Linked DNA regions of Mus musculus: regions 1 and 3 are each linked to region 2. Evidence: chromatin contacts called from ENCODE Hi-C data. All regions are on one chromosome and are shown on one strand. The core of a region is the stretch at or near the end of the contact, and the rest is flanking DNA. Distances in the headings are between cores, read along the strand shown. Region 1 holds the start of Smim23 (small integral membrane protein 23). Region 2 holds the start of Elobl (elongin B-like). Region 3 holds the start of Hbq1a (hemoglobin, theta 1A).

What was found. Hi-C counts contacts between places; a loop is a spot of excess contacts on that map.
Region 1: a map of T-helper 17 cell shows a loop between it and region 2 (319-fold over the local background). The contact joins the promoter of Smim23 here to the promoter of Elobl in region 2. A Hi-C loop is called at or near these places in 5 of 37 maps with a recorded cell type or tissue (T-helper 1 cell, T-helper 17 cell, T-helper 2 cell and 1 more).
Region 3: a map of T-helper 17 cell shows a loop between it and region 2 (13-fold over the local background). The contact joins the promoter of Hbq1a here to the promoter of Elobl in region 2. A Hi-C loop is called at or near these places in 4 of 37 maps with a recorded cell type or tissue (T-helper 1 cell, T-helper 17 cell and regulatory T cell).

Annotation. Positions count from the first base shown.
Region 1 is chr11:32,823,083-32,826,306 of GRCm38, reverse strand. Smim23 (small integral membrane protein 23) reads left to right here and starts at 1,713. Exons shown (of 4, transcript NM_027050.1): 1 at 1,713-1,882. The coding sequence starts at 1,790. All of the region lies in intron 2 of Gm35723 (a long non-coding RNA gene), which reads right to left.
Region 2 is chr11:88,965,339-88,968,470 of GRCm38, reverse strand. Elobl (elongin B-like) reads left to right here and starts at 1,540. Exons shown (of 3, transcript NM_001360780.1): 1 at 1,540-1,565; 2 at 1,695-1,756.
Region 3 is chr11:32,297,977-32,301,411 of GRCm38, reverse strand. It overlaps Hbq1a (hemoglobin, theta 1A), which reads right to left and starts at 1,343. Exons shown (of 3, transcript NM_175000.2): 1 at 1,200-1,343; 2 at 900-1,104; 3 at 539-793. The coding sequence starts at 1,294. The coding sequence ends at 656.

The DNA.
Region 1 (3,224 bases), core at 464-2,963, about 56 Mb after region 2:
CGCACTAAAACATCTATCCCAGAGAAATGAAAACTTATATAAAACCCTGTGTAAGAGTTCCTATTACCTTCATTAATAAGAATTCCAAGCTGAACAGTCTGGCTGATAGTGTGTGTGTGGAGCATGTCCTTTGAGGGCTGAATGGTTAGAAATAATGTCACACACACACACACACACACACCCAAGGGTGGGGGCGAGGGAGGGAGTAGATAGACATATATAATATAGACACAGCTATGTAACATGAAATACCATTCAGCAAAAAGGATGTCCTAATTGGTTTTGTGTCCACGTGGCATAAGCTAAAGTCATTTTTCAGAGTTCAATTAAGAAGTTGTCCCCACTAGATTGATCTGTGAACAAGCCTTTGGGGTATTTTTCCTGATTGATGTGGGAGGGGCCAGCTCACTGGGCATTGTCTCCCCTGAGCTGGTGATCTTGGGAACTGTTGGAAAGCAGGCTGAGCAGGCCAGTATGCAGCAACATCCCCCCCCCCCCATGGTCTTCCCCCCTGCCTCCAGGTTCCTACCTTGACTCCCCTGGATGATGGACTATGAGCTGTAAGCTGAAGTAGACGCCCCGCCCCCCCACCACCAAGTAGTTTTCTACCATGGTGCTTTATCACAGCAACAGAACCCCTGACAAAGGATGAAGACAATAATCTGGATGAATCTCCAAGCAGTTACCCTGAGATCACCTCTTTAACCATGGGCCAAAAGCACCCATAGATAAGAATACCCAGACAACACGGCATCTGTGCTGAATGTATAGACTTTTCCTTGCATCCCTCCCCGCACCCTCGAGCAGCCATTCATACCACACTGATGTGGCACTGGAGACGGCCAACAATCTAGATATAATTTAGAGTCCTCTCGAAATTGTGTGTTGGCTACATGCAGGTACTGTGCTGTTTTATACAAAGGTCCCGTGCCTCCTTGGCCCGTGTGTCCTTTTAGAATTCTGTATATCAGCAGTTATCAAACTTACAGATGGCCTCAGTGTTTGAAATTAAACACAAATGTAGACACACATGTGCAAGTACCAATAAAACTGGTAGATTAAACCATGCCTCCAGCTGTGAAGCCTACAGTAAAGCAAGCTGATACCATGGGTAGAAATAGGGAAATGGGGTAAAACTGGGACAGGGCAGATCCATTCTCGGTGCTACTCCTTACTGCTTCCACCTGGGTGGGAACCTATCATAGTCTCCATAGATTTTTCAACTTGCATTCAAAATGGCTTTGGTTTTCTTTTTTCTAATTAAAGATTCACATTATAGTAATAACTTGCAAATATATCTAAAAAGAGAAAAATTCCTAACTGAAAATGTAGTCATTCACGCATCTCTTCCTAATGCTCACTACGTGTGTGCATCCATGTGTGTGTGTGTGTGTATCTGTGTGTGTGTGTGTGTGTCTGTCTGTCTGTCTCTGTGTGTCTCTGTGTGTGCCTGTGTATGGGTGTATGTTTGTATCTGTGAGTGTGTGTATATCTGTGTATGTCTGTCTGTCTGTCTGTCTGTATGTATGTATGTATGTATGTGAGTGTCTGTGTATGTGCATGTGTATGTGTGTATTTGTGTCTATGTGTGTCTATGTATGTGTATGTGTGTGTGTTTATGAGAGACACTGGTTAAATCTCAGAGTGGTGGGATTTGCTGCCTTCTGCCTTCTGTGACATCAGAACTCATGCTTGCTTGATGACACGGAGTGGGGGAGGGGAGTCATCTACATGCCTGTCCACTGAAAGTACTTCCATCTACCCCAAGACTTTGACCCTGAGCAGAGACATGACAATCCAGAAGACGGGTTGCAGAGGCCGGGAAGCAGCTGAGGTAGTTGAACAGAGAAGGAGAAGTCACCACTGTGATGACAGGAAACAGGTAAGGCCAGGGTGCATTCCCTGCAGGGAGTCAATTCCTCTGAAGCCCCACCCCCAAGTAGATCCCACTACTGGGTCTCAAGCATCCCTCTCTTCATTCTCTCTCATAGCAAATAAGATAGTGCTAGTGTCATATGTTAAAGCCCTAACTCCCAACTGACTCAACCCGTAGACAAGGCTTCTAAGAAGATGACTACAATTAAATCTCTTGTCTCATGGGACAACTGAGCCCTTATTACAAAAGGCAGCAAGGAATACATGGGTCTGAGGGAAAACCATCCAAGGACACAGCGAGAGTCGACACATGGGCACCCCAGAGAAAGTCTCCACCCAACAGCATGAACACCCAGAGACTTTGTGTCGACTGTCCAAAACCTCTAAGTGTGGTACAGTGGCGTGGAGGGGCTAGCAGGTGGAGACTCGTACTGATTTAGCATCAGCAAAAGTCAGAGATGCAGAACACTGAAGCAACAGAACCCAGGAGCAGCCACATAACACATAAAGGGCATCCACATAATTCAACAAGGAAAAGGCAGTCTTAAAAATAATGCAGGACCACTAGATATCTATATTTTTAAGACTCTCCAGCCATATTCTACATTATATATAAAACATCTACTTTAAAATGGGCCATACACATAAATGTAAAATCTAAAAACAATAAAATTTGTTTAGAAGAAAATTAAAAAAAAATAGAAAAAGAATCAAACCTTAGAATTGACAAATGTTCTAGTCTTCACATAGGAAGCACAGACCCTAAAAGGATGAGTTGGGATTTATAAAAAGAAACTTGTGGGTTGGAGAAATGGCTCAGCCGTTAAGGGCACTGGCTACTCTTCCAGAGGTCCTGCGTTCAATTCCCAGCACCCATATGGTGGCTCATACCCATCTGTAATGGGGTCTGGTGCCCTCCTCTGGAGTTCAGGTGTACGTGTCATTTTTCATAGACGTAAAGAAAAGAAAAAAGAAACTTGTTCATTTTCAAATGATAACAAAAAGATAAGACAGAGTTGATAAAATAGTCACAATGAATATTTCCCAACTACTTAGATCCAAAATATTCCAAGAACTTGACATCTTAATCAAAAGAAAGTCCACTAAAAAAAAAAAACAAAAAACAAGCAAATGACTTCAATAAACATAACGAAGATATGTAGATTAATGGTCACCAATAAAGCCATTAAGTGAAGCTAAGCCTCCAGTTGGAGGGACAGCTCAGCAGCTAAGAGCATCTGTTGCTCTTGCAGAGGTCCCAGGTTTGTAGCACCCACACAGTAGCTACAACTATCTATAGTAACTCCAGTTCCAAGTATCTTTGGACATCTGCTAACATCAGGTTTGCA
Region 2 (3,132 bases), core at 291-2,790:
GAATGTAGGAGAGTGGAAACCTCTGGTGTGTTTAGAAAGTCAGTTGTCATGTCAAGTGATGTTTTACTGGGGCACAGATGAAAGAAAGAATGCCTTGGTCTTCCAGAGGACACAAGTTTGAGTCTCTGTACTCACGTGGCGGTGGCTCATAACTGCACCAACAAAACATCCCATCACCTGTGCCTGCTTCAGGAAAATATCTCTTCACCTGTGTGCCCCAACAGACCATCATTTGACTTAACTGACTTTCCAAAAAAAAAACCAAAAAAAAACCAAAAAAAAACCCAGAAATTTCCACTTCACAACATTATTCCCACACACACACAAAGAAGGGATTTTTAGATTTATTTTATGTGCATTCATGTGTGAGTGTGTGAATGTGTGTGCATTCAACCTGTGTGTCTGGCATAGGTGTTAAGATACATGCCTAGTCTCCTGGGCAATGATTTCGACAACGCTATTTACTTATTTTGCAGTGCTAGGCTATTTACTTATTTTGCAGTGCTAGGGAGTGAACAAGGGGCCCTGTACACACCAGGGAAGCACCACACCACTGAGAGACATTCCCCCAGCCTGGCTACTTGATAAAGAAAAAGCAAATAGCCGGGTATGGTAGCGCGCACCTTTAATCCCAGCATTTGGGAGGCAGAGGCAGGCAGATTTCTGAGTTTGAGGTCAGCCTGGTCTACAAAGTGAGTGCCAGGACAACCAGGGCTACACAGAGAAACCCTGTCTCAAACAAACAAACAAACAAACAAACAAAAAACCAAAAAAAGAAAAAGCAAATAAGGCTGGAGAGATGGCCCAGTGGTTAAGCTCACCGACTGCTCTTCCAGAGGTCCTGAGTTCAAATCCCAGCAACCACATAGTGGCTCACAACCATCTGTAGTGAGGTCTGATGCCTTCTTCTTGTGTGTCTGAAGACAGCAATGGTGTACTCATATACATAAAATAAATAAATATTAAAAAAGAAAAAAGAGCCGGGCGTGGTGGCACATGCCTTTAATCCCAGCACTTGGGAGGCAGAGGCAGGCGGATTTCTGAGTTCGAGGCCAGCCTGGTCTACAAAGTGAGCTCCAGGACAGCCAGGGCTATACAGAGAAACCCTGTCTCGAAAAACCAAAAAAGAAAAAAAAAAAAAAAAAAAAAAGAAAAAAAAGAAAGAAAGAAAAGAAAAAAGAAAACGGAACAAGCAAATATCTAAAGGCAAAGTGAATATTCAGGGTCCAGGGCTGAGCAAAGTAAGCTGAGAGACTGAACATGAGTCATGAGGAGAGCCGATGCCTTGTTATTTCTGGCTGGTGGTAGAAGTGCCTTGCTCTCTTAGGATCACATTGTATGAATTGAAAAACCCTGTTTCTTGTTTTGGCTTAGACTTAACACACACATTTAATCTGAGAGCTAAAGAAAATCAAACCTAGGTCAAGAGGCAGAGCTAGAAACCAGCTGACAGGGATTGACCAGAAGTGAACAGAAAGGAGGGTCTTTGAGTCTAAGGGTATTTAAGACAGCATGGGGAAGCAGATAGGAGCTGTTTCCTTCTGGGAAGTGAGTTGAGTTGGAAGGTCAGCTGGGTACTTTCTCTGCCTCTCTGAGCTGGCAGGCTTTTTCCCCAGCATCTGGCCCCTGGGTATAACTGAATGGCTGGGATTTTTGGTTTTCAAGTAACATTTTGGCTCTCTGACTTGTGGTAGGGGCCCCAGGGACACTAGGAGATCACTCCTGCTGAGGACAACCTGAGAAGCCATCAGATCTGGTAAGTCGCCTGGGAAGTCCTCAAGGAGAGACTTAGGGATGGGAGGTATAAAAGAAAGCTTTAGGACCCTGCAAGGTACTCTTCTAGATAGGTTAAAATAGAAGCAGAAGCCAGCCTGGCTTGGTGGCACACGCCTTTAATCCCTGCATTCGGAAGGCAGAGGCCTGGTCTACAAAGTGAGTGCCAGGACAGCCAGGGCTACACAGAGAAACCCTGTCTCGAAAAACCCAAAACAACAACAACAAACCAACCTCAGTTTATCAGTTATTATATAAAATACATACAGGAAACAGTAGGTACCTCCAAGGTTAGGAAAAAATATGAATGGAATTCTATTGGATTTGAGAAGACTTAAGGAACACATTGTTCCCTATGTTTTGCATTCACCCTATGTGAAGCAGATATTTATTCCTGGGCAACTCAGAATTGTTCCCCAAGATTGAAAAGATTGGCAACAGCAGTGTTGGAAGTCGGTCCTCAGTTACAATGATGAACGTGGTAAAGGAAGCTAGGGGCCAAGGAACAACAAAATCAGGTGAGAGGCATTGATATTTCTCAATATCAGTATCAAGGTTATTTGCTAGGGGAAAGTCACAATGCTGAGTTAGAAAGGCTGCTTGAATTTGATGATCACACTTTGATGCTCTGTCACTTAGAAGCTTTAAATGCTTGAAATAAGGTTGAAGAACCAAGAAAGTTCTTTCCTTAAAATACACAAGGCCCCAAAGAAGCCTTCCTTGGCTTTTGCAAAGATTGACTTCAGTTGTAAAGAGAATCATATCAGATTCAGAAGTCAGAAAAATATTAATTGAATCCTTGGCTTTTGAATATGCTAGGTCAGCTGGGCGTGGTGGTGCACGCCTTTAATCCCAGCACTCAGGAGGCAGAGACAGGTGGATTTCTGAGTTCAAGGCCAGCCTGGCCTACAGAGTGAGTTACAGGACCGCCAGGGCTAAACAGAGAAATCCTGTCTCGAAAAACAAAAACAACAACAACAACAACAAAATGCTAGTTCAGAATACAAAAGGATGATTAAACCTTTAAAGGCACCATCAGCACCAAGAATAGATTAGAGATATTGGATCTCACATTTATGATGCTAATCTGATAGTAAATTCTAAAAGTCTTAAGAAAAAATCAAACTGTCAGATGTCTTAACTGTGGTAAGCAAGGGCATTTGGAAAGGGATTATAGGGTAGGTGTTCCTAGAATCTGTTTTGTTTATTCCTAGAAATAATCCAGAAGGCCTCAGCCCTCTGCAATATGCATAAGGTGGGGCAAAGACCAGCATTAGACTAATGAATTCAGATTAACAACACCCTGAGAGGCCTCCTGCAGGTGCAGATATCCAATTGAAACCAGCCTTTCCTGTCAGG
Region 3 (3,435 bases), core at 94-2,593, about 57 Mb after region 2:
TATCATATACCAGTCATATTATACAGTGGCATAAAACCCCATAAACACATGTACAGCAGTATCATACATCAGGCTCACATGTACAGCAGCCACACACACCAGACACACATGTACAATAGCACTACATGCCAAGCACACATGTATATTAGCATCACACACCAGTCACACATATACAGTGACATCACAACTAGGAAAACCTGTAAATTGGCATCACACACCATATTCACATGTACAGCGGCATACCACACCAGGCACACATTACAGAAGCATCACATACAAGTTACACATGTACAGTGGCATCATATATCAGGTACACATGTACAGCGGTATCACACACCAGGCACACATATACACATGTACGGACACATCACACACCAGGCATACATGGACAGAAGCATCACACACTAATCATAAATAAAAAGTGGCATCACAACCAAAGAACACATGTACAGCAGCATCACACATCAGGCACACATGTACAGCATTATCAAACACCTATCATACATACACCGAGGCATGACACACCAGGCTCAAATGTACAGCAGCATCACACACCAGGCACACATGCACAGAGGCAATGCAGCCCTGGGGAAGTTTACTCAAACATTGTAAGCTTTAGGAAGGGCATGACTGGAGAATAAGCTGCCCTGCTTCCTCAATTCAGCATTACTTGAAGTCCAGTGCAAAAGTCACATGACCCAGACACGTGTCCAAGGAGACATGCATCTTTTTCGCCGCTGAAGTCTCCAGGATAGTGCCTGGCGAGAGTCACCAGCAGACAGCAGCTGAAGAACTGAAGAAAGAGAACCGCCCCGCCTTGCATTAATTTCTTCCCTACACCAAGCCTTGAAGGGACCCACATCTCCAGCAACCCGGGGAGAGCTCAATACAGGACTCACCTGGAAGTTAGCAGGGTCCACACAGAGCTTGTGCGCATGTAGATCACTGAGAGCAGACAGAGAAGCAGGCAGGTCGTCCAGGTGCTGGGTAGCGAGAGTCAGTGCATCGGCCACCTTTTGGGCATGGGCTTTAACCTGGCTAGAGCCTGGCCTCAGGTCCAAGTGTGGGAAGTAGGTTTTGGTGGAGGGGAAAGCCACGAAGGTCCTATAGGAAAACAGGGTTGGGCTCAGCCGGACCCGGAGGTACAGAGAGCCCGTCTTCGCCCCGCAGTCCGTTGGAAGATGAACCCGAGGGCGTACCTCTCCAAGGCCTCGGTCGTGTAGATTCCGACATTGCTGCCCATCTTCTTCCAGAGCGCAAGGACCAGCCACTGATCATCCTGGGACCGAGCCATCTTCAATGAACTGAGCCTTGCGCTCTGCCCCCTGGCTGAGCTCAAAGATGTCCTGAAACACAAGAGGCCGCCAGGGGGCGCTGCATCGTTCCAGGATGCCTAGGTGTTCACAGATTCTGGTTCAGCTTTGAGCCCTCTGTTTCCCTGGGCTCCCTCTCCAAGCCTTTCATTTTAAAGTGTTTACTACATGCACATTGGCATCTAATATGTACTATCGATTACAATGGATTTTAGTGTCCATATGGCACTGTCAGCTCGTCCTGCTTCCCGAGTCCTTCGGAAACTTCACAGATTTTCCTTTCTTATTCATTATTGAAAAGGACTGAGTGTAATTCTCTTGTCAGGAGCCCATACCCATACTTGGTCTTCTCTCTCTCTCTCTCTCTCTCTCTCTCTCTCTCTCTCTCTCTCTCTCTCTCTCTCTCTCTCTCTCTCTCTCTCTCTCTCTCTCTCTCTCCCGGAGCACGTCTCCTTTCGTTAAATATCATAGTTAAATCTACATTTAAAGGGGATGGAGAAATGGCTCAGCAGTTGAGAGTACTAACTGCTCTCCCAGAGTACCTGGCTTTGGTTCACAGCACAAACATGCCTGCTCACATTTGCCTGTAAATTCAGGTCAGGTAGATCCAAGCCCTCTTCTGTCTTCCACAGTCATACAAGAGATGCACAGATATCCATGCAGCCCAAACACCCACACGTGTGAAATAAAATGAAGGAAATTTAAATCTACATTAAAAATCCCTTTTAATCTGGGTCTTGTGGCACAGGTACAGGTTAATCTTAGCACTTGGAGGCAGATGTAAAAGGATGTCTGTGAGTTCAGGACCATCCTGGCCTACATATGGAACTCCAGGCCAGCAGTGCTACATAATGAGACCCTGACTCTGCCTAAACCACTTCAGATAAAAATCCCCTTTAATACATTCCAACTGTGGGGGCTGGAGAGATGGCTCAGTGGTTAAGAAGATGGGACTGCTCATCCAGAGGTCCTGGGTTCAATTACCAAGAATTACATGGTGGCTCAAAACTATCTGATGCCCTCTTCTGGTTTGTCTGAAAACTGCTACAGTGTACTTACATAGTTAAAATGAATAAATAATTCTTCAAATAAATAAAATCTAAGTCTGTTTCAAAAATATATTCTTATCAGAGCTGTGAGAATTAAGTAGATGAAAAATATTATATGCCTGGGTCATAGGGAAAATTCCTTTTGGGACAATGAACTTAAGAGTGCGTATTATATATTTCAGTGATGACAGCAAGAATCTACGAAACACTCTTGGTGAGTATAACATCAGTACACTAAAGATTCTGTTCTTTAAAAAGGGGGAGGGAGAGCTGGAGAGATGGCTCATTGGTTAAGAGCACTGACTGTTCTTTCAAAGGTCATGAGTTCAAATCCAAGCAACCACATGGTGGCTCACAATCATCTGCAATGATATCTGATGCCCTCTTCTGGGGTGTCTAAAGACAGCTACAGTGTACTTACATGTAATAAATAAATAAGTATTTTTTAAAAAGATTCTATTCTTGTGTGTGTGTGTGTGTGACTATGTTCAGGCTCCCAAGTTCTGGAACTAGAACTATGTGGAACAAAGCCCTGTGCATTATAGCAATCCTGGATTTGTACACCTCAATGACATCACCTTCATCCACAAGCTTGTGCAGTCTTCACTACTATGCATTTTCAGAACTTTTACTAACTGAAATAAAACCTCTAGCCCACTACCTGTAACCATCCAACCTCCACCAAAAGGCTCTGTCAACCAGGAGGCTACATACTGTCGCTACAGATTCCCCCAGTTTTGATATTTTACAAACATGAAGCTATGCACTGTGTGACATTTGTTCTGTTGGTTTCTTCCACTTGACTTTTTTTTTTTTAAGGATCAGACACATTGTATAAAAAATTTACACTTTGCTCTAAATAGCTGAAGAATATTCTCATGTAGGGGTACAAATGTACCTCAGTTAGTAGAATGCTTGTGTATGTATGTATGTATGTATGTATGTAAGTACATATACTAGCCTTAGTTCAGTTCCCAAGCAATGCATAAACTGGACATGAAGGCACATATCAAAAACCCAGCACTCATGGGGTAGAAACAAGAGGATCAAGAGTTTCAGGGCATCCTTATCTA